Linked DNA regions of Homo sapiens: all the other regions are linked to region 1. Evidence: read pairs that join two places in POLR2A ChIA-PET (ENCODE). Cell type or tissue: GM12878. All regions are shown on one strand. Links, peaks and the distances in the headings refer to the core of each region. The heading gives the core; the rest is flanking DNA.

The links. Peaks named below come from ENCODE experiments on the same cell type or tissue, not always from the same donor. Only the 100,000 strongest peaks of a DNase experiment are listed, where the experiment ranks them.
Region 2: POLR2A ChIA-PET joins it to region 1 with 12 read pairs; 1 of 35 experiments calls an interaction of 5 or more read pairs at or near these places.
Region 3: POLR2A ChIA-PET joins it to region 1 with 5 read pairs; 1 of 35 experiments calls an interaction of 5 or more read pairs at or near these places.

Annotation. Positions count from the first base shown.
Region 1 is chr4:169,408,746-169,419,376 of GRCh38, reverse strand. All of the region lies in intron 31 of NEK1 (NIMA related kinase 1), which reads left to right. Among named protein-coding and RNA genes, the nearest start is that of SH3RF1, 140 kb to the right of the region's middle. RefSeq lists enhancers at 2,167-2,246, 8,266-8,455. In GM12878, for the core only: no CTCF peak of the experiment used is centred there; a DNase peak (open chromatin) is centred at 8,376; H3K4me3 peaks cover 390 bases; H3K27ac peaks cover 2,531 bases.
Region 2 is chr4:169,206,050-169,216,680 of GRCh38, reverse strand. All of the region lies in intron 2 of SH3RF1 (SH3 domain containing ring finger 1), which reads left to right. Among named protein-coding and RNA genes, the nearest start is that of SH3RF1, 60 kb to the left of the region's middle. RefSeq lists an enhancer at 5,688-5,737. In GM12878, for the core only: no CTCF peak of the experiment used is centred there; a DNase peak (open chromatin) is centred at 5,790; H3K4me3 peaks cover 1,193 bases; H3K27ac peaks cover 1,753 bases.
Region 3 is chr4:169,288,673-169,299,303 of GRCh38, reverse strand. All of the region lies in intron 2 of LOC105377529 (a long non-coding RNA gene), which reads left to right. Among named protein-coding and RNA genes, the nearest start is that of SH3RF1, 23 kb to the right of the region's middle. RefSeq lists enhancers at 5,776-5,895, 5,906-5,975 and a silencer at 8,801-8,965. In GM12878, for the core only: no CTCF peak of the experiment used is centred there; DNase peaks (open chromatin) are centred at 5,483 and 5,783; H3K4me3 peaks cover 1,571 bases; H3K27ac peaks cover 1,968 bases.

The DNA.
Region 1 (10,631 bases), core at 5,458-10,457:
ACACTTCTTACACAGCCCTGTTGATGATGATTTTTTTTTTCAGATTTTGTTTGTATGAAAGTGTTTTCATTTCACCTTCATTTTGAGTGGATATTTTCACTAGATATAGAATTATATTGTCTTCTGGGTTGCATTGTTTCTAAGAAATATGTGAGCTTTCTTATCTTCATGTATATAGAGTATCTTTCTCTCTGGCTTCTTTTACAGTTTCCTTTTTATCACTGGTTTCTAGCATTTTGATTATTAAATGCTTTGGTAAGGGTTTTGGGGAGTAAGGTTTTTGGAGTAAGGTTTTATAGGACTAGCAGTGTGGTAGGTTTGTTTATATCAGCATCACCACAAACATGAGTAATTCATTAAACTATGACACTACAATGCCATTAGGTGGTGAGAGGAATTTTTCAGCTTTATTATAATCTTATGGGACCAATGCTGTATATGGGGTCTGTAATGTGTGTGTGTTTATCCTGTTTTGGGGTTCATTGATCTTCTTGGACCCTTAGGTTTATACTTTTCATTAAATTTGGAAAAGTTTTGGCTATTATTTCAATTAAATATTTTTTCTCTCTCTCTACTACCTTTTCTGTGACTCCAGTTACATATGTTAGACTCTTTGATACCATTCCACGGGTCACTAAGATTATGTTCATTTTGTTTTCAGTCTTTTTTTCTCTCTGTACTTCCTTGTGGATAAATTCTATTAGTATGTATTCATGTTTACTTATCTTTTTTCTGCAATAATATACTATTAATCCCACTCAGTGAACCTTTTATTTCGATATTGTGTGTTTTATCTTTAGAAGTTGTTTTTGTGTCTTTCATTTCTCTCCACATTATGTTCGTGTTTATCCTTTAATACTCCATTAAAATAGCTGGCTTAATATCCTTATGTGCGAGTTCCATCATCTCTGTATCTTCTTCTGTTGACTTATTTTTCTACTGGTTATGGATCATATTGTCCTACTTCTGGGTGTGTTTTATAATTCTTTATTTGAAGGTGGACCTTGTGAATATTATATTCCTAGGTCTCTGATTTTTTTGTTATTACTATCTTCCTGTAAAGAGTATTGGGTTTAAGTTAGTCAAGTTACTTGTGGATCTATTTTACACTTTTAAACTTTGTTTTTAAGCTTTGCTAGGACAAGTGTAAAGTTGTCTTCATTCTAGAGCTAGTTAACTTATTTCCAAGGCATGACCCTCTAGGGCCTCCACTGTACATCACAGGTGATCTTGAGGAAACACCTCCCTCCCGGTCAGTTTGATCATCTCCTACCTGCATGAGCTCTGAGCATTGTTCAGCTTACAACTCCCCAGCTGTTTTGGCCTAGCTTTGTGAAGTTTCATTCTGCATATTCATGGCCTGTGCTCATCAAAGACTCAAGAAAACTACCTTGCAAAGTTTTGAAGTTTTTTTTGTTTTATTTTAATGAATCTCTCTTTTCTAGTTCTACCTCCCTGGACTTTGATCTTTGTCTCATCAGTCTAGCAAGGCTGCACCCAAAGTCCAGATATTTTCTCCAGGCAGAAAGCCAGTTTAGTGGTAGGGTTTACTTCATTCATTTCCCTTCTCACAGGGATCACAGTCTTGTGCTGCTTATTGTTTAATATCTAAACACAATGTCATGTATTTTGTCCAGTTTTCTAGTTGTTTCCTGTGGAAGTTAAGTCTGGCCATTATTACTCTCTCATGGCCAGAGCTGGAAGTCTCCAGAAGATAAATGTGATATTTTAAGGCTATGTCCTGGGCCTTCTCTGTTTGCATTTGCTTCCCAAGTAATCTGACCCCAAGGCTTTAAATATAATTTATATGCTGATGATACTCAACTTTATTACTCTAGTTCTTTCCTACAGATTATTCATCTATTTCATCAATCTACTAGTCATATCAACCAATTGTTTCCTAACTTCTCTTCCTAATTCTGTGGCTGCCTGTGTGAAATCCATTGTCCAAATAGAAACCAGAAGTCTTTTTTAGTATTATAAATTATGTCAAATCACAGCCATGCTTAAGACTTCAGTGGCTTTCTGCTGCTTAACTAATATTCAGACTCTTTACCATGGTCTACAAGGTTTCATATGGCATTGACTGCCTCTCTGTCTGACCTCAAAACATTTTTCTCTAGCTCATTCTAACATTTTCCTTTGATACACCAGTCCCTTTCCTGCAGTAGAGTTTGCACTTGCTGTTACCCTGGCCTGAAATGAGCTTCTCTTTGTTCTTTTCAACTGTGACTCATTATAGTCTTTCAAGTGGGGCCTTGGCTTCATTTCCATTTCTAGTAATTGCCATCCCAACTAATGTCAGACATCATCATCTTGGCCATCAGGTTGGAAAATTACAGTTATAGGACATGCTACTATAGCACATACAGGAAACTCTAATATAGTAGTTGTTAGCTTTTCAGCTTCACTTATTACTGTGATTTTATTTAAAGTATATTCATGAATGCACTTAATCTTTTTTTAATATTAGAGACAGGGTCTTGCTCTGTCTCCCAGAATGGAGTGCAGTGGTGCAATCACGGCTCACTGCAGCCTCAACCTCCTGGGCTCAAGCAATCTTCCCGCCTCAGCCTCCTGAATAGCTGGGACTACAGGCATGCTTCACCATATCTGGCTAATTTTTAAATTTTTTGTAGAGACAAGGTCTCGTTATGTTGCCCAGACTGGTCTGGAACTCCTGGGCTTAAGCAATCCTCCCACCTTGACCTCTCAATAGTGCTGGAATTACAGGCGTGAGCCACCATGCCCAGCCACATGTGCTTAATCTTAATCTTTGAGTACCTCTGATAACATCTAGACATTTATGTATCTGTGATACCTAATGTGAGGATTGTTAACCAGTACACCAAAGATCTGTCTTAAATAAGATGTACATTAATATATCTTTATGCTGTCAGTTTACTTTGGTGAGTAGTATAAGAAATTCTCTAGAAGACTTTTGTATTTACCTTGAGGATGCTGTTGTAAATCTTATCTACCACACGGTTTGAGAAGGAACAAATAAGTGAAAACACTTGTAATGCATTATGATAATTCCTGTAATGGAGAGATGAATGTGGGATAGTGGGACCACTAAAGAGGAAATGATTAAGTCTGTCCTAGAACAAAGAAAGATTTCTGAAAAAGTTCGCATGGTGGATAAGACATGAGAACATTTAAAGCAAAATTAACTGTCATGAACATGAGATAGCACAGTGTGTTTGAGACATTACAACTAGTTCTTAGTAACTCAGATGTGAAGGAGGTAAGATTCCAGTCATTCTTGTCCTTAAGCAGATGTCCTTAGTTTTCGAATCTGTGGGATCTTTTCCCCGTTTTCTAGAAAAAGTCTCTCTTTTTTCTGAATAAAGGAATACAATGTCTTAAAGAGATAAAAGTGGAGCTGTTCTTGTGGCCCAAGTCCTCCCTTGTCCTCTTGCTCCTACCCCGCCCTCCACCTCACAAGCAGTTCCTTAGCCACGTGTTTAGAGCCCTAGAATTCTGGGAATATGCTCTGGATCATGATACTAAGGCATTCCTTTAATGTACTTTAAAGGGCTCTTTTTGCAGAAACTAAGATGTAATGACAGTAAACTGAATTACATGTTTAAGCATCCATACAGATAGTAGTTAGTGGCTTAGTTGATCACTGTAAGACTGGCAGTCAGAGTAATGCTTTGATTGCCACCATTCATCAGCAGGGATAGGCCTGGAATAAGCAGTTATTCCAGAAGACTGCCCTTCCTTTTATACTACATATTTGTTTATACCCTGCTTCAGACCAGAAGAATTGATCACATCCAAATATATAGATTGTACTAGAGAATATGCATTACAAATCAAGCCATTAGCAACTATTTTACATAGTTATTAATATTGAGTATAAGATTTGTTTAAATGATAGTCAAAATGAAAAGAGAATTATAAACTATGCCATATTCCCCAGAGGAGAGAAATATATAAATTGTTCAGGGGAATAAATGCTTTCCTTGCTTCTTCCCTCTGTAAGGGATTTCTCTACTGGAGTTTTCTGTAACAGCCAATAAATTCTGTAACCTATGATAACTTCAGTACTACTTCTACTGTAAATACAGTAGATGATTTTATAAGGTAGCTATAAAGTGACTTACTAAAATGAGGTATCACACTTGGAGATCACTGAAGGTTAGTTTGTGAAAGGTCAAAATTAAATAGTCTAAAATTGTTGTTTTCTCATGCTTTTGTTTACATAAGGACAGATTCTAGATTACCAAATGAATTAGCTGTTTGTCTTTGAAAGAGTCACATTTTGCAATATAGCTTTTAATAGATTATTCAGTGGATGGCACTGCAAAGGCATGCCATGCAGTGCTCTATGTTGTTGGTTGATAACTTTGAAATCCAATGAGGCGGTGATACAATTGATAACCTATAATGGAAAATGACTGTAACTCAGACTCTAGTTTGGTTAGGTGGCCAGCTATTTTTGTTAAAGTAGGTTACAGAGCAATTTTTAATCAAAACTAGAACTTCTTCATGAAAACTTTTTTGTTCATTCACCATTTTGTTCATTCACCATTGATTAATGATCAGTTTGTTTTAAACCATATAGCCTTAACTCTAGAATTTTAATGTGGGTACCGTGAAGAATGTTTGTCTAAAATACAGATTCTTACACCTCACAGCTAAAGGTATTTGTTTTAATATATCTGGAGCAGAGGTCAGGAATATGCATTTTTGGCACACACCGTAAGTAATTCTGCTGCTGGTGGTCCACATTCCCCACTTGAGAAATACTGCCACAGATCACAGTTGACCTAATTGCAGCCTGGAAAGTGTTTAAAGTATGTTATATGTCAACCCTCCTTGACCACTAAAAATATTAATAATGCTTCAAAGGAATGTCTAATTTTGAGTGCTGTGCCTTTCTGATGAATTACAATTATGAACACTTTGTCAAATACATTCATAAATATTAAACAAGTTAATTTTCTATATAGGGTTATTGGATAACAACCAATAAAATTTTGGAAAGAGATTACTAATATGAGGTTTACTTCTTGGTGGTAATAAAAAAGAAGTACCAAATTTAAGACCATATTATCAGAGTAATACAGATTATACTGACCTTTCTGTTGTTACTAGTAGGATGTATGACTGTAACTCATTAAAATTTAAGCAAATAGATTCTAGATCAGAAAACAGCCTTGCATTGTTCACAATTATTAATATTTTTTGTCTTGGGAAGTAGCTATGAACTACCATCTAATAAAAGTATACTAATTATTAGTGTAATAGTAGCTGGCTAATAGTATGAATAGTATTCTATATACTGTTCTAGCTGCTTGACATATAGTTACTTCTCACAGTGACCCTATGTGACAAATACTGTTTTTGTTCAGACTGAGTCTCACCCTGTCACCCAGGCTGCAGTGCAGTGGCACAATCTTGGCTCACTGCAACCTCTGCCCTCTGGGTTCAGGTGATTCTTCTGCCTCAGCCTCCCAAGCAGCTGGGATTACAGGCACCCACCACCATGCCCAGCTAATTTTTGTATTTTTAGTGGAGACGGAGTTTCACCGTGTAGCCCAGGCTCATCTTGAACTCCTGACCTCAAGCGATCTGCCCACCTCGGCTTCCCAAAGTTCTAGGATTACAGGCGTGAGCCATCGCACCTGGCCATTAATACTGTTGTCTCCATTTTACGGATGAGGAAATTACAATGCAGAGAGGTGAAGTACATGGTGGATCAGTATAGATTTTGAAGGACGTATTAGTGACATGAGGTGACTGATCTAGTTTCTCACACAGAGACAAAGACTGATTAAAGGTCATTTAAATTTGTACTTTATCACTTATTTATTCATAAAATAACTGTTGCCTGTGGTGAAGTACTTCCTGCATTGCCATCTTATATGAAAACTTGCCTGGAAAACTTTGGAATTTGTTGTAGAGGAATGTGGCATAAAATTTAGGTGTATTTGGGAGGCCGAGGCAGGAGGATCACTTGAACCCAGGAGTTTGAGAGCAGCCTGAGCAACATAGTTAGCCCCCACCTCTACAAAAACATTTTAAAATTAGCCAAGCATGGTGGCACACACCCACCTCTAGTCCCAGCTGCTTCGGAGGCAGAGATGGGAGGATCGCTTGAGCCCAGGAAGTCAAGGCTGCAGTAAGCCGTGTTCATGCCGTCACGCTCCAGCCTGGATGACAGAGCGTGACCCTGTCTCAAAAAAAAAAAAAATTAGCTGTACTATTTAAATATTAATAACTATAGTTTGAAGGAGTAAAGAGTTGCTTTAAAAAAAAAGTGACATAAACTAAATTAACACCACACACCTATGATGTTAAGTGAACAGAAGGTAGAGTTTATAGCCCACAAATCAGAACAGTCTGAAAAGTTTGGGTCCTTATATTTGTTCATTAAGTGAACTCCATCAAAGAGACATTCAATCTCAATCTCCCTTGCCTCTCTCCTTGCCTCCCTCTTTCCCTCTCTTTCTTCCTCTCTCTTCCTCCCTCCCTCCCCCCACCACCCCTCTCAGTCTTATTCCAGCAGAGACCTATGGCTCCTGAAACGTAGATAAGCCTTTCTCCTTTCTGTTGCCACAACTGTTCTCTAGTCTTGTGGTGATAACTTTTCTATGTTCAGAATTCCCAGAGTCAGGATATTTTTCTTCCCTAAAAGTATCATAAGGCAAAGACTGGATCTATTTTCAATCACCATTATATCCTCAGCATCTAATACATGGTTAATGCCCAATAAATTCTATCAGTGGATAGAATGTATTCATCAGTTAGGGACTTTTTACATGTGGTTGCTTTGTACCTTACCAAATCTAGCTTTGTTTTGATAAAGGTATAGGCAGGCCAAAGAAGTCCAATAGTAGAAGATAATGGTGAAGCATGGTTTAAAGTTCATTCTCTACCATAAAGCTTTCCTTTTCTTTGTCCTGTTAGGGAGAATTCATCAGTGATGGGTTTTGATTAAAAGCCTTTTACAAGGAGGCTTTTAAAAGTAGAAATCAGTCTAGGGAAACACTGTTCCACCTTCAGAAGAAACAAAGGTAGGACAGGTGATAAGCAGTTTAAAGCCAGTGATACAGTCTTGTATTCTTCTCTAAAGAACAACTGTTTCTTTAAAAGTACAAACTGGTTAAGCCTGTTTGGTTGTCCTCACAAGTGGATACAGGATGAATTTGTGGAGTTGCCCACAAATTCTCACTCTGAGTCAAGCTATTGTAAGGCAGATTCATTTAGTCAACAAATATTTATTAAATATCTGCTATGTGCCAGGTACCACTCTAAATGCTAGAGTTAACAGTAGTGAGGAAAACAGACAAAAATCCTCTGCTCATGGAGCCATTCTAATTGGAGAATATAAATGATAAAATACATGATCATAAATAATTGGAAAAATTGAAGCAAGGCTAGTGAAGAAAGTTTGTGTACATGAGCCCCATTTCTCCTCCTTATCTGGAGCCTGCTAGTCAGGTATGAAGGTATTCCTCAGAGGTTACTCCTGGCTGGGATACATGCCTTCATAATGCAGTGAATGGTCTGTAGGCCAACATAGGTTTGTAAAGATTCAAATCAAAACTTTGCATTTGTTGTGATTTTATAAAGGGAAATTATCAATATATTTTTCCAATGGAATTTTTAAAAATAGTAACATTTTCAAGATTTGATTAATTTATAATCCCATGAAATCTGAAGTAGGTTGAGATAGAGAATTACCTGCTAACTCCACTTCATTTGCAGCCAGTTAAAATGACATAAAAGTCAGTCATGGCGGTGTGCAGTGACTCACGCCTGTAATCTCAGCACTGTGGGAGGCCGAGGCAGGTGGAACACCTGAGGTCAGGAGTTTGAGACCAGCCTGGCCAACATGGTGAAACCCCATCTCTACTAAAAATACAAAATTAGCCAGGTGTGGCGGCACATGCCTGTAATCCCAGCTACTCTGGAGGCTGAGGCCCGAAAGTCGCTTGAACCCAGGAGGCAGAGGCTGCAGTGAGCCGAGATTGCATCATTGCACTCCAGCCTGGGCAGCAAGAGCGAGACACCATCTCAAAAATAAAATATAAGTCAGTCAGTCATGACCACTGAGACTAAAAAAAAAAAAAAAATAGAGTCAGATAAAGATCATAATATCAGTTTTATTTTTGATAAAGCTCTACTGGAAAATGTGGCCTTAGGTTTGGCTTAAAATCATGCCTCTCAATATTTTCCTCCTGTGACTAGTCCTTGGAATCTGAAGAACAAACTTTCTTAACCCACAATAAGAGCTTTATATCCATCAAGCTCCAGTAGCAGGAAGACTGAGAGTGAGACCTATCTTGTCCCTAGAAAGCAGGCGTAGGCCTGAGCTATTTGTGCTCACCACAAGGCAACAGAAGGGAAACAGGATACGCACGCACACACTCTGTGGCAGGCAGATCTGAGAAAGAGAACAGGAAGGACACACACTTTACTGTCAGTGCCCTCTTGCAAATTTGCCTTCAGTCAGCTCGTGTTTCTTCACTTTAGGGGATAGTGAATAAGGGATGGAGAGAGACCAGATGTGTTCTGTGGATAGGGAGTGGGACAAAAAAATGATCTGCTTTATGAAAACTTGAGAATTTCTTGTTAAAGCAAATGCAAAGTGGCAAAAAATGATGAATGTATAATTCACATAAATAGCACATGTACCTTAGATGTCTTTTGATTTGTTAAAGTATTCCATTATTAGATAATGTCCGTAATTTTTGTCTTTGGGAAGTGTTCCTAAGTTTTAAATTAATGTTTTAAATCCATTTTGAGCCTGATGTATCGGTTGAAGTAAGCAGATATTCACAGTGGTTATTCTTAGAGAGCAGCAGCAGCATTTAATTGCAGTAAACAGAGGCTAAAAGAATGTGTCCATCATAAGACATTTGGTAGTGTAACTAGAATACTACTACTTCCTGATTTTATATGAAAAATACTGGAGCTCAAAGAGTGTATTAGAATTACTATGAGTAGAATTTTTTAGTTGAAGTTCTGTTAATGCAAGTAATACTGAATTCATTCACTATGTTATATGTTTCTCTACATCTTTGAAAAAAAATAGAACTAACCAGCAATAAAAACTGAAGGAAACATTTTAAGGTTTCCTAAAATTTGGTACTCCTGTTTGAACTTATAATGGTACCAAATGCTAGATGTGTAAATTATCATGTAACAATCTTGAAAAAAAAAATACTGTACATGAAGATCTCAGCCAGTGTGTTATAGATGAGCTGTTATTTTCAGAAAGAGTTCTTTTTGTGGATATTAAAACTATAGAATATTGTTTAAACAACATAGAAATAGTAGAATCAGAATTATAGAACTGAAAGTGTTCTTTTATAAAATTCTCTTGACCAAAGATGAATAACCTGTTTCAAACTTACCAGTCTACTATTCAGAATCTACCAGGAACTCAAACAAATAAGAAAAAAACAATCCCATCAAAAAGTGAGCAAAGGGCATTAATAGACATTTCTGAAAAGAATATAAACAAGAAACATATGAAAAACTGCTCAACATCACTAATCATCAGGGAAATGCATATTAAAGCCACAATGAGATACCACCTTACACCTGCAAGAACGGCCGTAATTTTTTCTTTTCTTTTCTTTATTTTTTGAGACAAAGTCTCGCTCTGTCGCCCAGGCTGGAGTGCAGTGGTGTGATCTCGGCTCACTACAACCTCCGCCTCCTAGGTTTAAGCAATTCTCCTGCCTCAGCCTCCCAAGTAGCTGGGATTACAGGCGCATGCCACCACACTGGCAGATTTTTGTGTTTTTAATAGAGACAGAGTTTCACCATGTTAGCCAGGGTAGTCTCAAACTCCTGACCTCAAGTGATCCATCTGCCTCGGCCTCCCAAAGTGCTGGGATTGCAGGTGTGAGTGAGCCACTGCACCCGGCCAAGAATGGCCATAATTAAGAAGTCCAAAAACAGGTAAGTGGCCGGGCGCGGTGGCTCACGCCTGTAATCCCAGCACTTTGGGAGGCCAAGACGGGCAGATCATGAGGTCAGGAGATCGAGACCATCCTGGCTAACATGGTGAAACCCCGTCTCTACTAAAAATACAAAAAATTAGCTGGGCGTGGTGTAGGGCGCCTGTAGTCCCAGCTACTCAGGAGGCTGAGGCAAGAGAATGGCGTGAACCCGGGAGGCGGAGCTTGCAGTGAGCCGAGATCGCGCCACTGCACTCCAGCCTGGGGACAGAGCAAGACTCTGTCTCAAAAAAAAGAAAAACAATAAGTAAAACAATAGATGTTGGCTTGGATGTGGTGAAAAGGGAACACTTTTACACTGCTAGTGGGAATGTAAATTAGTACAACCACTATGGAACACAGTATGGAGTTTCCTTAAAGAGCTAAAGGTAGAACTACCATTCGATCCAGCAATCCCACCACTGGGTATCTACCCAAAGGAAAAGAAGTCATTATATGAAAAAGACACACACACACCCATGTTTATAGCAGCACAATTTGCAATTGCAAAGATATGGAAACGACCTAACTGCCCATCAACCAACGAGTGAATAAAGAAAACGTGGAATATACGTACCTTGGAAGACTACTCAGCCATAAAAAGGAATGAAATAATGTCTTTTGCAGCAACTTGGATGGAGCTGGAGGCCATTATTCTAAGTGAAG
Region 2 (10,631 bases), core at 2,718-7,717, 200 kb after region 1:
TGAGTGAGATGGGGGTCTCACTTCATCACCTAGGCTGGTCTCAAACCACTGGGCTCAACTGATTTTTCCACCTCAGCTTCCCATAGTTCTCGGACTATAGAGGTGAGCAACCATTCCTGGCGGAGAAAGCATTTCTTATTTCTGAACAGACATTTATGTGCTCCATGGTAGTAAATGCATAGATTTTATTTATCCTCACAACAACAATAAAAGGAGCAAGAACAGTTATGGAAAATTTTAGCCAGAAAATATATCTCAAAATCTTCTAGAAAAAAATTAAAAATAGCTGAATATCTTTAATTTAGGTCTCATGAAGACAAATAATGAAAATTTTTAAATGCTTAAACTTCATAATTTACAATTATAATTTCTAAAACATTATAATTTCCAATTTTTTCGAAGCTTTTTCAGAATATAGACTTTTATTTTTATTTCTTTATTTCTTTTTTTCCAAATGTGTTATAACAAACTAAGAATATGGACTTCTAAAGATTCAATAGTAATATTTTGCCTGCCTTAAACTACTGATACAAATATAGCTAACATATATCACAGATACTACATTACCTGACTATTAGGCTGGGCATGGTGGCTCATGCCTATAATCCCACCACTTTGGGAGGCCAAGGTGGGCAGATCTCTTGAGCTCAGGAGTTCAAGACCAGCCTGGGCAACAGGACAAAACCTTGTCTCTACAAAAAATACAAAAATTAACCAGGCATGGTGGTGTGTGCCAGTGGTCCCAGCCGCTTGGGGGGTTGAGGCAGCAGGATTGTTTGAGCTCAGGAGGTTGAGGCTGCAGTGAGCCATGATTGCACCACTGCACCCCAGCCTGTGCGATGAAGTGAGACCCTTCACGCTTCACACACACAGGAAGTTACAAACAAGCAAACGAAAAAAAAAACAAAAAATACATTACTTGACTATTAGAAAACAAATTAGTATCCCACATATTTATAGATAATAAATCTGTGAATTTGATGTTTCTGAGAGAAATATAATGAAACTTCAATAATAAACAAAACTAAGGGAAGTGAAGAGACAATCTGTATAGGTCTATATTTATTAAAGAGATTTAATCAGTAATTAATAGCCTTCCAAAACAAATCCCCAGGCCCAGATGTGATGAATTCTACCAAACACTGAAGGAAGAAATTATACCAACTCTCTACAGTCTCTTTCAGAAGATAGATGCAGAGGGAATACTTTGTAACTTACTGTATGAGGCCAGCATTAACCTAATACCAAAACCAGATAAAGACATTACAAGAAAAGGAACTGCAATATCTGTCATGAACATAGGTGTATAAGTCTTACCAAAATATTGTCAAATCAAATGCAACAATGTATAAAAGAATTATACACAATGACCAAATGGAATTTATCCTAAGTATGCAAGGCTGGTTCAGTATTGAAAAATCAATTAATGTAATCCATCACAGCAACAAACTAAAGAAGAAAAACTATATGGTCATACCAGTAGATGCAGAATTTGACCAAATTCAACACCCATTCTTGATAAAAACTGGCAGTAAACTAGCAATAGAGGGGACTACCTCAACTTGATAAGAAAAAAAATTTACCCCAAATCCTACAGATAACAACATACTTAATGGAGAAAAGAGAAGCTTTCTCATTAAGGTAAGGAACAAGACAAGGATGTCCCCTCTCACCACTTTTTTTCAACATTATACAGGAAGTCCTAGCTAATGTTATAAGACAAAGAAAAGAAAAGGTATAAAGATTGGGAAGGAAGAAATAAAAATGTCTGTTTACAGAGGACATGATAATATACGTAGAAAATCCAAAAGAATTGACAACAAAACTCCTGAAAGTTTTTTTAGTCCTTATTAGTCAATTAGCAAGGTTGAAGGATACAAGGTTAATACACAAAAGCCAATCACTTTTCTATATGGCATCAACAAATGAAACTAGAAGTTAAAAACACATTGCCATTTACATTAGCACCTAAAAGAATGAATACTTATATATATATACACATATATATGGACCTATATACTTATAGCTATAAAGCTAACAAAACATGCAATATCTGTGCAAGGAAAACTACAAAAATCCGATGAAAGAAATAAAAAACAAATGAGAGATAATCCACATTCATGGATAGGAAGGCTCAATATTGTCAAGATGTCAGTTTTTTTCCCAACTTGATCTATAGATTCAACACAATCCCAATCAAAATCCAAACAAGTTGTTTTGTGGATGTTTTAGTCCATTTTTGCATCACTATAAAGGAATATCTGAGGCTGGGTAATTTATAAAGAAAAAAAGGTTTAATTGGCTCACAGTCCTGCAGGCTGTACTGGAAGCATGGTGCCGGCATCTGCCTGGCTTCTGGTGAGGCCTCAGGGAGCTTTTACTCATGGCAGACAATGAAGTGGGAGCAGGTACCTCACATGGCAAGAGCAGAAGCAAGAGAGTGAGGGAGGAGGTGCCACACACTTTTAAACAGCCAGATCTCGTGAGAGCTCACTCATTATTGCAAGGACAGTACCAAGCTACTCATAAGAGGTGCGCCCCCATGACCCAAACACTTCCCTCGAGGCCCCACCTCCAACATTGAGGATTACATTTCAACATGAGATTTGGAGGGGACAGACATCCAAACTATATCAGTGTATATTGACAAACTGATTCTGAAGTTTATATGAAGAGGCAAAAGCCCCATAATAGCCTACACAATATTGAAGGAGAAAAACAAAGAGGACTCACACCATCCAACTTCAAGACTTACTGTAAAGCTACAGCAATCAAGCCAGTGTGGTGTTGGTGAAAGAAAGACAAACCAGATTAATGAACTAGATTAGAGAGCCCAGAAATAGACTCACATAAATATAGTCAAGTGACCTTTTGTCAAAGGAGCAAAAATAATAGAATGGAGAAAAGACAGTGTTTTCAACAAATGGCTGCTGGAGTAACTGGACATTCAAATGCAAACAATGAATCTAGAAACAGACGTTATACTCTTCACAAAAATTAATTCAAAATGGACCACAGATCTAAATGTAAAACACAAAACTATGAAACTCCAAGAAGAGAAAATCTGGATGAACTTAGATTTGGTGGTGACATTTTAGATGCATTCTAAAGGCACAGTATATGAAAGAAACATTCGATAAGCTGAAATTCATTAAAGTTAAAAACTCTGCTCTGCAAAAGACACTGTCAAGAGAATATGAGGCAAGTTACAGACTAGGAGAAAATATTTGTGAAAGATATATCTGATAAAAGACTGTTAGCTAAAATGTACAATGTACAAAGAACTGTTAAAACTCAATAGTAAGAAAATGAACCATTGGATTGAAAAATGGGCAAAAGACCTGAACAGACACTTCACCAAAGTAGATATACATATGGCATATGAAAAGATGCTTCACACACATGTCATTAGGGAATGCAGATTAAAGTGAGCTACCACCAGGTACCTATTAGAATGACAGAAATCCAGAACACTGACAACACTAAATGCTGGTGAGAATGTGGATCAACAGGAATTCTCATTCATTGCAGGTGGAAATGCAGAATGGTACAGTCACTTTGGAAGACAATTTGGCAGTCTCTTACAAAACGAAACATACTCTTACTATATGATCTAGTGCATTGCTTGGTGTTTGCCTAAGTTAGTCGAAAACTTATGTCTTTACAAAAACCTGCACATGGATATTTATAACAGCTTTACTCATAACTGCCAAAACTTGGAAGCAACCAAAATGTCCTTTGAACTATATTACATTCTGGAAAAAGCAAAACTATGAGACAGTAAAAAGATCAGTGGTTGCCAGAAGTTAAGGGGCAGGGAGAATGAGTAAGTTGAGCACGCAGGATTTTTTTGAACACTGAAATTATGCTGTATGGTTCTGTAATGGTGGATACATGTGATTAAACATTTTTCCAAAACCATGGCATAGAACACCAAGAGGGAACCCTGATATAAACTGTGGACTTAGGTTGATGATGCTTGTCAATGTAGGTTCACTGATTGTAAGAAATGTACCCCTTTGGTTAGGGATATTGATTGTAGGAGAGGCTGTGCTTGTCTGTGTTTAGGAGTATATGGGAACTCTCTGTACTTCCTGCTCAGTTTTGCTGTGAACCTAAAACTGCTGTAAAAGAGTCTTTTTAAAAGGGAAAAAAATGGAAGGAAATTATGAAAAGGGAAAAAACATATAGATACTTGCTTAAATATTAAAAAGTCCTGGGATTATTGTGTCATTCTCTTGTATCAAGCCAGAAAGTTTTACTTTTTCTTTGTAATTGATTAAATATTTCAGAGAATCTTTTAGAAATTAGAAAATAGTCCAGGCGCGGTGGCTCACGCCTGTAATCCTGGCATTTTGGGAGGCTGAGGCAGGCAGATCACCTGAGGTCGGGAGATTAAGACCAGCCTGACCAACATGGAGAAACCCTGTCTCTACTAAAAATACAAAATCAGCTGGGCATGGTGGCACATGCTTGTAATCCCAGCTACTTGGGAGGCTGAGGCAGGAGAATCGCTTGAACCCGGGAGGCGGGGGTTGCAGTGAGCTGATATCGTGCCATTGCACTCCAGCCTGGGCAATAAGAGCAAAACTCTGTCTCAAAAAAAAAAAAAAAAAAAAAAAAGAAAAGAAAAGAAAAAAAAATTAGAAAACAAGATCTTATAGAAACCTTTATTACTTCCAACATTATTAACAAAAAACTAAGTAATGGAATGGCAGGTGAAATGATTAGTTACATTTGGGAAAAAACATGTAACAGTGACTTTTGCAATTTTTCTGATATTTTCATTACATTGAAAAGCCCCCTCTCCAAGAGATGGTGTCAGGAGTGCAGTTATCCAGATGGTGACTTGGGATGGAGTCAGTGTGATGTGCCAGTTTGATTGGCATCTGACAGATTCTCTGACATATACTGAAATAAAACTTGAGAATATTTTCATCCATAAACCACACACATACATTCACACATCTGTATCTAGGCTTTAATTGTTCATAACACTTCCCCCCTTTTAATTATGAAAAATGCTCTAGAAGCACGCAGGCCTTCATTTGAATTGTACTAAGTACAGTTTAGACTCGTCCCTTATTCATAGTAGACAAGTGCTATTGCGATAACCTGCTTATTCTCAGTTCTCCAGGGAGAGGTGGTAGCTTGGCGTTCTTTGATTTAGTTTCTTCTTCTTTTTTTTTTTTTTTTTTTGAGACGGAGTCTCGCTCTGTTGCCCAGGCTGGAGTACAGTGGCCCAATCTCAGCTCACTACAAGCTCCGCCTCCCGGGTTCATGCCATTCTCCTGCCTCAGCCTCCCAAGTAGCTGGGGCTACAGGCGTCTGCCACCACGCCCAGCTAATTCTTTATATTTTTAGTAGAGACAGGGTTTCACTGTGTTAGCCAGGATGGTCTCGATCTCCTGAACTCATGATCTGCCCGCCTTGGCCTCCCAAAGTGCTGGGATTACAGGCATGAGCCACCGTGCTCAACACCGTGCCCGGCTAGTTTCTTCTTTGGAGAATGGGTCATAATACTAAATCCTGCTCACCAAAGGTCAGTAGAGATATTTTATGGGATTTTGGGTTTAAGGATATAAGTGTTTTGTCTTTTGTCCTTATTTGCATTGTTCTATAAAAATAAATATGTTTTGAGGAAGTGAGGTTTTTTGAGAGCATTAAAGCTGCATCACAAAAATTAAGTAATAATTATGCTAAATTATGCATGTGTTAAAAGTGAAACCTTAGACAAGCTAAATTGTGTAAAGAACAATTTGCAAATCGGGAAGTCCCTGAGCCAGAATAGGTTGAGAGAGACTCCGGCTCTGTGCATGGTTGAAGGTTTGTGGACAGAGAGAGGAAAGTGATGTACAGAAAATGGAACTGAGGTACAGAAACAACTGTCTTCATTATAGCTTGATGTTTTGAACCTTATTTGAATATGATATTGGAACAGCCTTTAATTGGCTGAAACTCAGTGATTGACACAAGGGTAGTTTACAGTCTTTTTACACATCCAGTCAGGTCACAGTCGACTATGCATGGAGACACTTTTAGGCAGAACCTAAAATATGTAAGGAGGCCACTTTAGGCTAAACTTAATTTAACATGTTATTATGAAAAGAAAATATTTTGCATACATAATTTACATAAATGTAATTCTATTTTAGTAGGGTTTTATTTAATTTTAAAAGAGGCTTACACCACTTTTGGAAGTGATAGATTAAAATCTGCATAATGTTTCACTGTAATTTATAGAATTAGCATTTACTCAGATTTTTCAATCATTCTACAAATAATCATAGGTTAAAGCATATCTGGAGTATGAGCCAAGTAGTCATATAAGGTGTTTTGTCTTCATGTGAATTAGAAGGTAAAGTTCAGTTTTCAAATGCAAATAATTCTTCATTATAAGATGATGCAAATATGTAAGGGAAATGAATATTGAAAGGAGAGTAGGAGGGAAGGGCAAGAGGAGAGAAGGGTAAAATAGCAGAAAGACTCCAGATGGAGTTGAGGAGGAGATGCATTAGTGAGAGAGGAAGGCAGGAAAGGACCTATCAGAATAGAGGTTTGAGAACTAATAAAATGGCGTGTAGAGTCCAGGCATGGTGCCTCATGCCTGTGGTGCCACCATTTTGGGAGGCCAAGACAGGCATATTGCTTGAGCTCAGGAGTTTGAGACCAGCCTGGGCAACATGGCGAACCCCATCTCTACAAAAAAACACAAATACAAAAATTAACTGGGTGTGGTGATGCGTGCCTGTAGTCCCAGCTACTTGGGTGACTAGGGAGAGAGGATCGCTTGAGCCTGAGAGGTCAAGGCTGCAGTGAGCCGTGATTGTGTCATTGCACTCCAGCCTGGGCAACAGAGTGAGACCCTGTCTCCAAAAATAAAAGAAAGGGCATGAAGAAAAAGCAGTTAACATTTATTGCATGGCATGAATTGCACCAACACTTTCCGGTACATTACAGTGTTATCTATCTTCTTATCTTCATTTTACAGATAAGCAAACTTGAGTATATTTATGTCACAGTGTGAGTTAATGGTGGGACCAGGGTTTGAACTTATATTGTTTACTTTTCTAATAGTGCTTACTGACTCTCACCATGAGCTAATGTTGATACTGAAAATACTGCAATTACAAGCAAGATATGGTCCCTGTCCTCACTCTGTTATTCCAGTAGGGAAGGTGGACTGTTAACTATTTAATTACAGCCCACGAGGATAGGTGCTGTAGGATGAGGAATGTAGTAGGAGAGTTCCCGGGGGACGATACCTTAAACTGACTTGGCATCAGGGAAAGCATCCCGGATGAAGTGGATCCTTATCTGAGAACTGAAGGACAAGTTGGCTGAAAGGACACTCTTTTTCTATAACTTGCTGCCTCATTTTTTTTTTTTTTTCGGACAGGGTCTTGTTCTGTCACTCAGGCTGGAGTGCAGTGGCATGATCTCAGCTCACTGCAACCTCCGCCTCCTGGGTTCAAGCGATTCTCCTGCCTCATCCTCCTGAGTAGCTGGGATCACAGGTGCGTGCCACCGTGTCTGGCTGATTTTTGTATTTTTAGTAGAGATGGGGTTTCACCATGTTGGCCAGGCTGGTCTCGAACTTCTGACCTCAAGTGATCACCTTCCTCAGCCTCCCAAAGTGCTGGGATTACAGGCGTGAGCCACCACGCCCTGTCCTACTGCCTCATTTTTTATTTTGTTTGGTGTGTTTTTCATCTTTTGTCTCATTTTCTTTCTTTTCTTTTTTTTCTTTTTTTCAGTCCCTTGCTTATTTTTTTAGTCACAGTAACTATCTTGAGAAAAGTTCTCAAATCTTTATTCATGCCCAGGGGTTTCTGCGTAGGCCCACTCCTACTTCTTGGCTTTCCCTTGAATTACAAAGGACTTGAAATGAATGTTGGGTAGCTTTCCAGGAGCTGGACCTGAATGAAGGAGGCAGAGAGATAAGGCAAGCCTGATGCAGCTTCAGACTAGATGTTTGATGCCAAGCCTGATGCAGCTTCAGACTAGATGTTTGATGCCTGATTCAAAACTCAGTGTGTGTCATCTCCTCTTCTCCTTGGGGCACTAAGACAGAGTGAAATTGGTATAACTAAGATGACTAATTGCCTTTTAGATTATATGTTCTTAATTTAGTAATTAGGAATGAAAACAATTATTTATTATTATATCATACACATACACTCATATTTTTAAGAAACATTTGTGTCTGTCCTACTAAAAAGAAGTATAATTTTATCACAGTAGGACTTAATTTTCATCTTTTCTCCCCTACCCATTGCTGCTTCCTTTGCCTATTACAAGACTTTCTTTAGGCATATGATTAAAAGTGAGAGGGAAAATGAGGGCACAATGTGTTCCAGTGGGCAACAAAAGGATGAATGAAATTCCTATAGAAGATAAAGTGGGTGGAAGGGCAGAGGTCATTTAAACTCTGGACAGAAACGGCTATTACTTGGGGTCAGGCAGTGGGGGTGGGGATGAAGGAGGGTTAGTGAAGGAATGTGGTTTCCTTTTAGGAAAAAAAAAAAAAACTTGAGGACTTAAATAAGCAATTCTGGGTTCAATCTTTACGTTTCCACGTATGCTTTTATTTTAGTATGTTTCATGTTACCTAGTGCATAGCATCCTACCCCCAGATGTGGAAGCCTGGCAAAGTAGAGTCTATGCTCATTCAATTTTGTTTTGGTTCCCATCCCCCTCATCCCAGGACCCTGCTTCTCTCTTTGGTGCAGGATCCCCCCACCCCTACTGACACCCCCCATGGTGTCATTAGGCCTGTGATCTGAGTCCAGCTCTGTGGGGAGAGGTTTGCTTCTGTGAGGACCCTTTAGAAAGTGGCACCTGTATAAACAACTGTCTCTTGTCCTCTGCTGAGTCTTGGCTTTTGACATAGTAGACAAGGAGTTAAGAAAAAGGGAGCTTTCTAAACAAGTGTCTTACGTAGATGTAGATTGACTGGGACTGGCCCAGCCATCACATTCTAGAGTTGGGTTTATCTTCATAGCAAAGCTCGAAGCATCCAGAACCTGGACTGCCTCAAGAATGAGAAAGACCACTGCAGAGCTGACCACATACTATGGACAGAATTCTAGTCTTGGCAGTTCTTCTTAGGGTATTGTTGATTCAGAGGCCAGAGTGTAATCCTAAAAGGTTTTGGTATATGACTTGTTTTAAAATGTAGGAATTTTGGTTTAGCAAATGGTATAATATCCAGAAATTAGATCTCATTTCTCTTTAAAATTACTTATTTATTTGAGACAGGGTCTCACTCAGTCACCTAGACTGGAGCACAGTGGCACGATCATGGCTCACTGTAACCTTAAACTCTTGGGCTCAAGTGACCCTCTTGCCTTAGCTTCCCAAGTAACTAGGAGTACAGGAGCATGCCACCATGCCTGACTAATTCTTTTATTTTTTGTAGAGGTGGCGTCTTTTGGCCAGGCTCTTATTATCCCAGCCTGTTGGGAGGCTGAGGCAGGAGGATTGCTTGAGCTTAGGAGTTTGAGACCAGCCTGCGCAACCTAGCAAAACCTTGTCTCTGCTTTAGAGAAAAAAGTTAGCCAGGCATGGTAGCACCCACTTGTAGCCCCGCTATTTGGGAGGCTGAGGTGGGAGGATAGCTTGAGCCTGGGAGATCAAGGCTGCAGTGAGCTACAATCATGCTATTGCACTCCAGCCTGGGTGACGAGTGAAACCCTGTCTCAAAAAAAAAAGAGAAATGGGGTCTTACTATGTTGTTCATGCCAGTATTGAACTCTTGGCTTCAAGTGATCCCAGTTCTGCCTCCCAAAGTGCTAGAATTACAGGCATGAGCCACTGAACCTGGCCTCTTTCTTTTTATAATAGATAATTCTCTATTCATTTTGTCATTGACCTTATTGGTTCTTTATTTCCCACTGGTAAAATGAATGCAACGCTACATGTCATTTTCTTATGTCTCCCATGGCTTGTGTGTTTTCCTCTGTGCACCCTATAAAGGTTAGACCTTTGATGCACCCAAGGTATCCTGTTAGCTTGGGGCAGGGATTCTCTGTATAATTTATCTTTGTAGCAGCAGTGATGAACACTGCACATAATAAGCACTTGTCCCAAATGTTTCTTGACTTCACTTATTTAAAGTGAATCCCTTGATGGACTTTTTTTGTTTTTATATAATTTTTAAAAATTTTTTATGGAGACGGAGTCTCACCATGTTGCATAGGCTGGTTTCAAACTCCTGGCTTCAAGCCATCCTCCCACCTTGGCTTCCCAAAGTACTGGAATTATGGGTGTGAACCACCCCCCTTCCCCCAGCCCCTTGAATGGATATTAGACTCTAGGGCAGTGCTGGCAAACTCCTAGGTGGGCGTGGGTCACTAAATGATTGCAAAGGGGGATGAATCCAGTGGGACTTCAAATATCCATTTTAGATTGAATCATGTGTGGCATGCTAAGATATCATTTTCAAATATTTAGAAGTGCTGTCATTTATAGCAGTGAAGATTCCATAGGTTTTATCATATTTTCCTAATGTTCTCTTGAGAGTTGTGATATGCAAGAGATGCTCTTTAGCACCACTGTTCTAAAATCCTTGAAATTATTGATCTTGAAAGAGACTTTTCTTTGTCACTAATGTTTGCATTTGCTGTGTT
Region 3 (10,631 bases), core at 3,568-8,567, 120 kb after region 1:
TTTGAAAATTTTCATTATGAAGAGATGTTAAATTTTATCAAATTCTTTTTCAGCATCAGTTGAAACAATCATGGTTTCTGTCCTTCATTCTTGTGATATGATGTATTACTTTAGTTGCATCCTTGCATCTGTGGAATAAATCCCACTTGATCATGATGAATGATCTTTTTAATGTATTGTCAGATTTGGTTTCCTAGTATTTTGTTAAGGCTGTTTGCATCAATGTTCATCAGGAATTTTGGCCTACAGTTTTCTTTTTTTGAAGTGTCTGTATCTGGTTTTGGTATCAGGGTAAAACTGGCCTTGTAGAATGAGTTTGGAAGTATTCCCTCATCCTCTATTTTCTGGAATACTTCAGTAGGATTGGTATTAGTTCTTTTTTAAATGTTTGGTAAAATTCAGCAGTGAAGCCATCTGGTCCAGGGCTTTTCTTTGCTGGGAGATTTTTTATTACAGCTTCACTCTTGTTGCTTGTTATTAATCTGTTCAGGTTTTGGATTTTTTTTATGGTTTAATTATGTGGTTTGTAAGTGTCTAGAAATTTATCCATTTTTTCTAGGTTTTCCAATTTATTGGCATGTAGTTGCTCACAGTAGCCTCTAATGATCTTTTGAATTTCTGTGGTATCAGTTGTAATGTCTCCTTTTTCATCTCTGACTTAATTTTAGATTTCTTCTCTTTTTTCTTAGTCTGAAAAAAAGTTTGTTGGTGTTGATTTTGTTCATCTTTTTAAAAAGCCAACTTTTCATTTCATTGATTTTTTGTGTTGTTTTCTTCATTTCAATTTCCTGCATTTCTGTTCTTATCTTTATGATTTCTTTTCTTCTACTAAGTTTGAGTTTGGTTTGCTTGTGCTTTTCTAGTTCTTCAAGATACACCATTAGGTTGTTTATTTATTTTTTTTCTACTTTTCTGATATAGGTGCTTATCGTTGTAAACTTTTCTCTCAGTACTGCTTTTGCTGTATCTCATAGGTTTTGGCATGTTGTGTTTCCATTATCATTTATTTCAAAAAAATTTTAAATTTCTTTCTTAATTTCTTCATTGACTCACTGGTCATTCAGGAGCATATTGTTTAATTTCCATGTATTTGTATAGTTTCCAGAATTCCTCTTGTTATTTATTTCTAGTCTTATTCCATTGTAGTCAGAAAAGATACTTGATATAATTTCAATTTTTAAATTTTTTTTTTTTTTTTTTGAGACAGAGTCTTGCTCTGTCACCCAGGCTGGAGTGCAGTGGCGCGATCTCAGCTCACTGCAACCTCCGCCTCCCAGGTTCAAGTGATTCTCCTGCCTCAGCCTCCTAAGTAGCTGGGATTATAGGCATATGCCACCATGCCTGGCTAATTTTTGTACTTTATATCAGTAGAGATGGGGTTTCACTGTGTTGATCAGGCTGATCTCGAACTCCTAACCTTGTGATTCACCTGCCTCGGCCTCCCAAAGTGCTGGGATTACAGGCGTGAGCCACCGCACCCGGCCAATTTTTTTTTTAATTTTTAAAGACTTGTTTTGTGGTCTAACATCTGGCATATCCTTGAGAATGATCCGTGTGCTGAGGAGAAGAATGTGTATTCTGCAGCCATTGGATAAAGTGTTCTGTAGATATTGATTAGGTCCATTTGGTCTATACTGAAGATTAAGTCAGATGTTTCCTTGTTGATTTTCTGTCTGGATGATCTATTCAATGCTGAAAGTGGGGTGTCGAAGTCTCTAGATATTATTGTATTGAGGTCTATTTGTCTTTTTAGCTCTAATAATATTTGTTTTTATATATCTGGATGCTCCAGTGTTGGGTGTATACATATTTAAAATTGTTATATCCTTTTGCTGAATTGACCCCTTTATCAGTATGTAATGACTTTTGTCTCTTTTTATAGTTTTTGTCTTGAAAATCTATTTTGTGTCACATAAGCATAGCTTCTTCTGCTCTTCTTTGGTTTACATTTGCATGGAATATCTTTTTCCATCCCTTTATTTTCAGTCTTTGAGTGTTTTTATATATGAAGTGTGTTTCTTGTAGGCAACAGATTGTTGGGTCTTTTTTTTTTTTTAATCCATTCAGCCACTCATTTCTGTGTTTTATATTTAGCTCTGTGATGTAGTTTGAACTAATTTTTGTAAAGGGTATAAGGTCTGTGTCTAGGTTTTTTGTTTGTTTTTGTTTTCATTTTTGTTTTTTTTGAGACAGAGTCTCGCTTTGTCACCTAGGCTGGAGTGTAGTGGCATGATCTTGGCTCACTGAAACCTCCACCTCCCAGGTTCAAGTGATTCTCTTGCCTCCGCCTCCTGAGTAGCTGGGATTACAGGTGCATGACACCAGTCCCAGCTAATTTTTGTATTTTTAGTAGAGACAGGGTTTCACCATGTCGGTCAGGGTGGTCTTGAACTCCTGACCTTGTGATCCACCCACCTCAGCCTCCCAAAGTGCTGGGTTACAAGTATGAGCCACTGCACCCGGCCAGGTTTTTTTTTTTTTTTTTTTTTTTCTGGCATGTGTATGTCTACTCATTCCAGCAGCATTTGTTGAAAAACCTGTCTTTTCTCCATTGTATTATCATTGCTCCTTTGTGAAAGATCACTTGACTATATTTATGTGTGTATATTTTAGGGCTTTTCTGTTCCATTGATCTATTTGTTTATTCTTTCACAAATACCACACTGTCTTGGTTACTGTAGCTTATAGTAGGTCTTAAACTTACATAATGTCAGTTCTCCAAATTTGCTCTCCTTCAATATTATGTTGGTAATTCTGGGGCTTTTGCCTCTCCATATAAACTTTAGAATAAGTTTGTTGGATATCCACAAAACAACTTATTTGGATTTTGATTGGGATTATGTTGAATTTATAGATCAAGTTGTAAAGAACTGACATCTTGACAATGTTGAGTTCTCCTATCCATGAACATGAAATGTCTCTCCATTTATTCAGTTGGTCTTGTTTTTTTCATCAGAGGTTTCTAGTCTTCCTCATATAGGTCTTGAACATATTTTTTTAGATTTCTAACGAAGTATTTCATTTTTAGGGGTCCTAAAGTAAATGATATTGCATTGTTTTAGTTGAAATTCCACTTGTTTATTGTCAGTAAATGGGAAAGTGATTGAATTTTTCATTAACTTTGCATTCTGCAACCTTGCTATAATCACTTAGTAGTTCCAGGGCTTTGTGGAGAGTTTTTTTTTTGGTCATTTTTTTTTCTACATAGACAATCATGTCATCTGTGAACAAAGACAGTTCTATTTCTTTTTTTCCAATTGGTATACTTTTAGTTCCTTTTCTTGACTTATTGCATTAGGTGGGACTTCCATTATGATGCTGAAAAGCAGTAGTGAGAGAGGAGATGTCCTTGCCTTGTTGCTGATCTTAGTGGGAAAGCTTCTTGTTTCTCACCACTTAGTATGATGTTAGCTGTAGGTCTTTTGTAGATATTCTTTATCAAGTTGAGGAAGTTTCACTCTTTCCTACTTTATTGAGAGTCTTTATCATGAAATGGTCTTGGATCTTATCCAATGTTTCTTCTGCATCTGTTGATATAATCATATGATTTTTCTTCTTTGCTTGTTGATGTGATGGATTGCATTAACTGATTTTCAAATGTTGAATCAGTCTTACATACCTGGGATAGCTCCGATTTGGTTGTGGTATGTAATTCTTTTAATATAACATTGGATTTGATTTGCTAATATTTTAGGATTTTTGCAACCACATTCTTGAGAAATATTGGTCTGTAGTTTTCTTCTAATACCTTTGTCTGGTTTTGGTACTAGAATAATGCAGGCCTCGTAAAATGAGTTAAGAAGTAATCCCTCTGCTTCTATCTTTTGAAAGAGTTTGTAGAGAAGTGATATAATTTCCTTATTAAATGTTTGGTAGAATTCACTCATAAACCCATCTGGCCCTGGTGCTTTCTATTTTGAAAAGTTATTAATTAATTAATTCAATTTCTTCAAGAGGTATAGGCCTATTAAGATTGTTTCTTGTTGTATGACTTTTGGCAGACTGGATCTTTGAAGGAATTATCCCCATTTCATCTAGGTTATCAAATCTGTGGACACAGAGTTATTCAAAGTATTGCTTGATTATTCTTTTAATTTCTCTGGAATCTGTATGTATATATAATTGAATACATTGTTGCTATTATTATGTTGAACAAACTGTTGTTAGATAATTAAGAACAAGAAAAATAAAAATTTTCTTTCCCTTACTTATTCCTTCCTTGATGCTCTTCCTTTACTTATGTAGATGGTAGTTTCAGACCTGTATCATTTTTCTTCTCTCTGAAGATCTTCTTTTAACATTTCTGGCCAAGGATGTATACTGGCAACAATTTCCCTCAATTTCTGTCTGTCTGAGAAAGCTTTAATTTCTCCTCACCTTTTGAAGGATAATTTCACAGGGCACAGAATTCTAGGTTTGTGGTGTTTTTTTCCATCCACGCTAAGTATTTCATTCCACTTTCTACTTGCCTGCATGGTTTCTGAGAAGTCACATATAATTCTTATCTTTGCTCCTTTATAGGCAAAGTTTTTTCTCTCTGGCTTCTTTTAGGATATTTTTTCTTTACCTCTGATTTTCTAGTCTAAAAATGATATGCCTAGGTAGAGTTTTCTTTTGGAATTTATCTTGTTTTGTGTTCCCTGAGCTTTTTCAATCTATGGTTTGGTGACTGAAGACAATTTGGGGGAAATTCTCAATCATTGCTATTCAAATATTTCTTCTGTTCCTTTCTCTCATTCTTTTCCTTCTGGTGTTTCCATTTGTGTATGTCCCACTCTTTTCGGATATTCTGTTCTGGTTTTTTGTTTTTTTTTTCAGTCTTCTTTTTCTGTTTGCTCTTTAGTCTGGGAGGTTTCTACTGAGGTATCTTCAAGTTTACAGATTCTTTTTCGGCTGTGTGCAGTCTGCTAATAAGCCATCAGACACATTCTTCATTCTGATTACACTGCTTTTGAGCTCTAGCATTTATTTTTGGTTCTTTCTTGGGATTTCCATCCCTCTGCTTACATTGCCCATCTGTTCTTGCATGCTGTCTACTTTATCCATTACAGCCCTAAGCATGTTAATAATAGTTGTTTTAAATTTCCAGCCTAATAATTCCACCATCCCTGACATATTTTAGGCTGGTTCTCAGGCTTTCTCTGTCTCTTCAAACTACATTTTTGCCTTTCAATATGTCTTGTAATTTTTTCTTGATAGCTGGACATGAGGCACTGGTTAAAAGGAACTGCTGTCGATTAGCCTTTAGTAATGTGGTGGTATGGTGTTGGGGTGGGGAAGTGTTCTATAATTTCACAATTAGGTATCTGTTCTTTAGGCAGCCTGTGCCTCTGGACTGTGAACTTCACAGATGTGTCTCAGTTCCCACCCTGCACAGGTGGACTGAATGGCTAGAGTGGGTTGGAGTTGGGCATTTATTTTCCCTGGGTCAGTTAGGGTCTGATGAAACCCCAGCAGGTTAGGCTCTGGTTAAATAGTTTCTCCTGAGGGCAGGCATTGTTAAGAACACAGTTTTCTGGCGTATTTCAAAATGGTTCCTTTTCTCCTCCCCATGCCAGAAGGAGAGGATTCGTCTCCAATATTCACTGCGAGGAACTGTTTGAGCTCCTGGAGGGGGACTCAGTCCCCTGGAATATTTATTAATATCTCTCAAACTTGTCCACACTGAGCCTCCAGCAATTCATCAGTTGCAATTCAGGTTTCCCTTCCCCAACACAGGTTCCTGAGAGGTTTCAGCTTGTGGGTTTCCGCTCAGTTGCTCCATTATGGGGGCAGCGGTTTGCCCTGTGACTTCACTTCTCTTATGGATCTAAGAATAGAATTGTTGATTTTTCAGTTTGTTCTGCATTTTATTTGTGGTGGGAAACAGTAGCAACTTCTTATAAGCTAGACTGGAACCACAAGCCTATTTTTTAGTTTGGTTTTCTTTAGGTAGAATGAATGGAGGCAGGACAAAAGTGGGAATCCAAGTTTTGAAATGAGTTATTTTGAGACCTCAGGTGTCTGAATTTGAGCAGAGTGTATCGCATTCATTGGCCTTTTACATATATCCTATATCGTTATTCAGAGATTGGTTTGATTTCAACTTGGCCCTGGGGATATGAACCTAAATACGGTACATTTTGAGTGGGATCCCTGATGTGATCGGCCCTGAATGATCCTATCACATCTCAAATAAAAGTTGACTGGAAGGACTCAGATTGCCTCTCTTTGATCCCATCCTTAGGTTCTTCCGTTCCCTCCCGTGCGCTGTTTCGTCTGCGGCCCCCTCCCTTCTGGAGTTCTGTGCGTGTGCTCCGGTTGACCTGGCTCCTCTCCAGGCCTGCTGCACCGCTCATACTCGGGAACGGCCCCGCACTGTGCTCCCTGCCGGGATTGACTTTTTCTTAGTGCTCACATTTTCTTCTTTCTTGTTTTACTCTCTTGTTTGCTTGAGGACATCTTCACATTACCTATTCATAAAAATACTCGAGAAAGAGGATTTCTGAGGGTTTTCAGGTCTGGAAATATTTTTGCCCGTCTTCCTACTTAAATGATAGGTTAGCTGGCTCTAAGAATCATTTTCCTCACATATTCTACCACAGCTACCTAACGTGCACCTCTGTGTCTCCTTTTCCTCTCCCAGCTCCATGTAACTGTAACTCCTTCTCAAATGGAGCCTAGGAGGCAGAAGGAAGGGCATGCAGGGTTTTAGGTGCTGTGGGGATTCAATACAGAGAGGGCCTGTACTGGACCTGGGCCGGAGCATCCTTCAGGCCAGAGAGAGCTTGGGGCCTGAGAGGTACCTTGAGGCAAGGGTCAGAGCTCTGAGGTTACTGAAGAGAGCTTGGCCCATGGGATCCATAGACAAGAGAAAAGACAAGAAGGAGAACAACCCAGCTGATCAGTGCAGACCAATTTTTTTTTCTTTTTTTTGAGACAGTCTCTTTCTGTTGCCCAGGCTGGAGTTCAGTGGTGTGATCTCGGGCTCACTGATCCTCCGCCTCCAGGGTTCAAGTGATTCTCACGCCTCAGCCTCCCAAGTAGCTGGGGTTACAGGCAACTGCCACCACGCCCGGCTAATTTTTGTATTTTTAGTAGAGACGGGGGTTTTACAATGTTGGCCAAGATGGTCTTGAATTCCTGACCTCAAGTGATCCGCCCACCTCAGTCTCTCAAATTGCTGGGATTACAGGTATGAGCCAACACGCCTGGCCTTAGGGCAGCCAAATTTACCCAAAAGAGAGAAAGAACACACAGCTAAATTCCAACTTCACCAGCCTGGGCGACAAAGGGAAACCCCATCTCCACAAAAAATACAAAAATTAGCCAGGCATGGTGGTGCGTACCTATAATCCCAGCTACTCCAGGGAGCTGAGGATAAGGGATTGCTTGAGCCCAAGAGGTCAAGGCTGCTGTGAGTTCTGATTGCACTCCAGCACTCCAGCCTGGGTGACAGAGTGAGACCCTGTCTCAAAAACAAAACAAAACAAAAATTGAATTTTAGATCAATAATGAATAATTCTTTTTATGTAAGTCTGTCCCATGTAATATATTCTACCCAGCAACCCAGCCTACAGCTGACACAACTATACCTAGAAGGACTTGCTGGTCTCTCTGGCCCTCAAGGAGTGGCGAATGAAATAAGACTTTGTATCTTTGGCCAAGCTTGGTGGCTCACACCTGTAATCCCAGCACTTTAGGAGGCTGAGGCGGGTAGATTGCTTGAGTTCAGGAGTTTGAGAACAGCCTGGGCAACATGGCGAGACTCCATCTCAATTATTTTTAAAATTTAAACAAAAAAAAAAGACTTTGTATCTTTACAACTAAGAGAAAATTAACCTTTGTAGCTAAGGAAACTGGGGAGCAGAGAAGATAAGATAAGCATTTTCCAGCTGAGGACTTGTCTGTCTACAGGATCAGAGACCATGGAGCCTCCTGTACTCAAGAGATAGCTGCTGCTGAAGACCTGGCCCCAGGTGAATAACATAGGCAAAGGAACAACAAAGCCAGAATGGGGAAGAGTGAGCAGAGCATCCAGAAATGGCGGTTGCCAGCAAAATAGAACTGCTGAAAAAGGGCATGGCAACTTGAACAGAAAAAGTAATTAGTGCAATTGAGGAGCTTCAATTACAGCGTTAAACTGGAACTCAAGAACATGATTTTTTAAGTTTAAAAATATAGCAGATGTACTGAAAAAGTGTATGGTAACTATTGAGAAGTGAACAGAGGTCTGGAAGTACAAGGGAAAGAAATCTCTCAAAAAAGCAAACATTTAAAGTCAGACATCAAAAAAGCAAATATAAAGGAACCAGAAGATGGATCTAGAAGTTGTAACTTGTAAATAAATAGGAATTTCAGAAGAGTAAAGCAATCGAAGGAGGAGAGACAATATTTAAACAAACAGGTGAAGAAAATTTTACAGAGCTAAAGAAAGAGTTTCATCCTCAGAATTCTTTGAGTTTCAAGGAACAGGGGATGAAAACCGGAACACACTAGAGATTCCATTACTGTGTTGTAATTCCAAGGGTAATGACAAAGTTCTACAGTCTTCTAGATAGAAAGAACAAATTGTTTACATAGAAAAAGATTAAGACTGGCTTTAGATTTCTAACTACAACTTTAATATCAGAAAGTAGTAGGATAATAACTAGTGGCAACTGACGGTGTGATTTAAAAATCAAAACCCAAACACATATTACTTAAGAAACCCACGTTAGGCCAGGCACTGTGGCTCACACCTGTAATCGTAGCATTTTGGGAGGCTGAGGCGGGCGGATCACTGGAGATCAGGAGTTCAAGACCAGCCTGGCCAACATGGCAAAACCCTGTCTCTACTAAAAATACAAAAATTAGCTGGGCGTGGTGGCACATGCCTGTAATCCCAGCTACTCAGGAGGCTGAGGCAGGAGAATCACTTGGACCCAGGAGGCAGAGGTTGCAGTGAGCCCAGATCATGTCATTGCACTCCAGCCTGGGTGATAGAGGGAGACTCCGCCTCAAACAAACAAACAAACAAACAAAAGAAACTCACTTTAAACAAAGTGAGAAAGAAAAGTTAAACTTCAGAGGATATGTAAAAAGATACTGCCGGGCACGGTGGCTCACGCCTGTAATCCTAGCACTTTGGGAGGCCAAGGCGGGTGGATCACCTGAGGTTAGGAGTTCGAAACCAGCCTGGCCAACATGGTGAAACCCCTTCTCTACTAAAAATACAAAAAAATTATACAGGTGTGGTGCAGGCACCTGTAATCCCAGCTCCTTGGGAGGCTGAAGCAGGAGAATCGCTTGAAGGCAGACGTTGCAGTGAGCTGAAATCGTGCCACTGCACTCCAGCCTGGGCAACAGAGCGAGACTCCATCTCAAAAAAAAAAAAAGATCCACCAGATAAATATAAATCAAAAGAAGTCAAGTCTAGCGGTCCTATTAGCGGTCCAAACAGCATGCATATTAATATGTAATGACAAAAGGCAAATTGATAACAGAGGTATAACAATCATAAGTCATGTTCACCAATCATTGTAGTAGCTAAACATATAAAGCATAATCTTTATGTTAGGAGATTTTAACACACCTTTTTCAGACTCACATATATCTAACAGACAAAATAAATAGAAACAGAAGAATAGAATAAAACAAACAACAAATTTGACCTAAAACATGTATGGAATGTTACATTTCATAACTATATTTCTTTTGTGTTTTAATGGAACATTTACAAAAGTTAATCTTGTTTTTGTTTCCAAAGGATATCTAAGTCAATATACAGGAGTAGAGATTTTATAGGCCACATTCCCTGATTATAATCCAAAAAAGAAAATAAAAGGAGTAAGTAATGAAAAGGGATACCCCTCAAAAAACCCTCTAATTACTTGAAAATTAAGAAAAAATATTCTAGGCCAGGTGCGGTGGCTCACTCCTATTATCCCAGCACTTTGGGAGGCTGAGGTGGATGGATCACTTGAGGCCAGGAGTTTGAGACCAGCCTGGGCAACATAGTGAAACCCCATCTTTACTAATACAGAAAGAAAAAAAGAAAAAAAAAATTAGCTGTGTGTGGTGGTGCGTGCTTGCAGTCCCAGCTACTTGGGAGGCTGAGGCATGAGAATAGCTGGAACCCAGGAGGCAGAGGTTGCAGTGAGCTGAGATTGTGCCACTGTACTCCAACCTGGGTGACAGAGCGAGACTCTGTCTCAAAAAAAAAAAGAAGAAAGAAACAATATTCTAAATAACTCTTATCAAAATGTAAACAAAACTGAAATTACAAACCATATACAAAGCAATGAGGAAAAAGTTCATACCAAAATATACACAACATAGTTCAAATTATTCCTATGGGAATTCATAGCCTTAAATATTTTATTATTAAGGAAAAAATTTAGGCCAGGCACAGTGGCTCACCCCTGTAATCCCAGCACTTCGGGAGGCCAAGGCAGGCAGATCACTTGAGGTCAGGAGTTTGAGACCAGCTTGGCCAGTATGGTGAAACCCTGCCTCTTCAACAAATACAAAAATTAGCCAGGCATGATGGTTGAACCAGGAGTCAGAGGTTGCGGTGAGTCGAGATCGTGCCACTGCACTCCAGCCTGGGTGACAGAGTGAGACTCTGTCTCAAAAAAAAAGGAAAAAAAGTTAAAAAATATTTAAGGTCC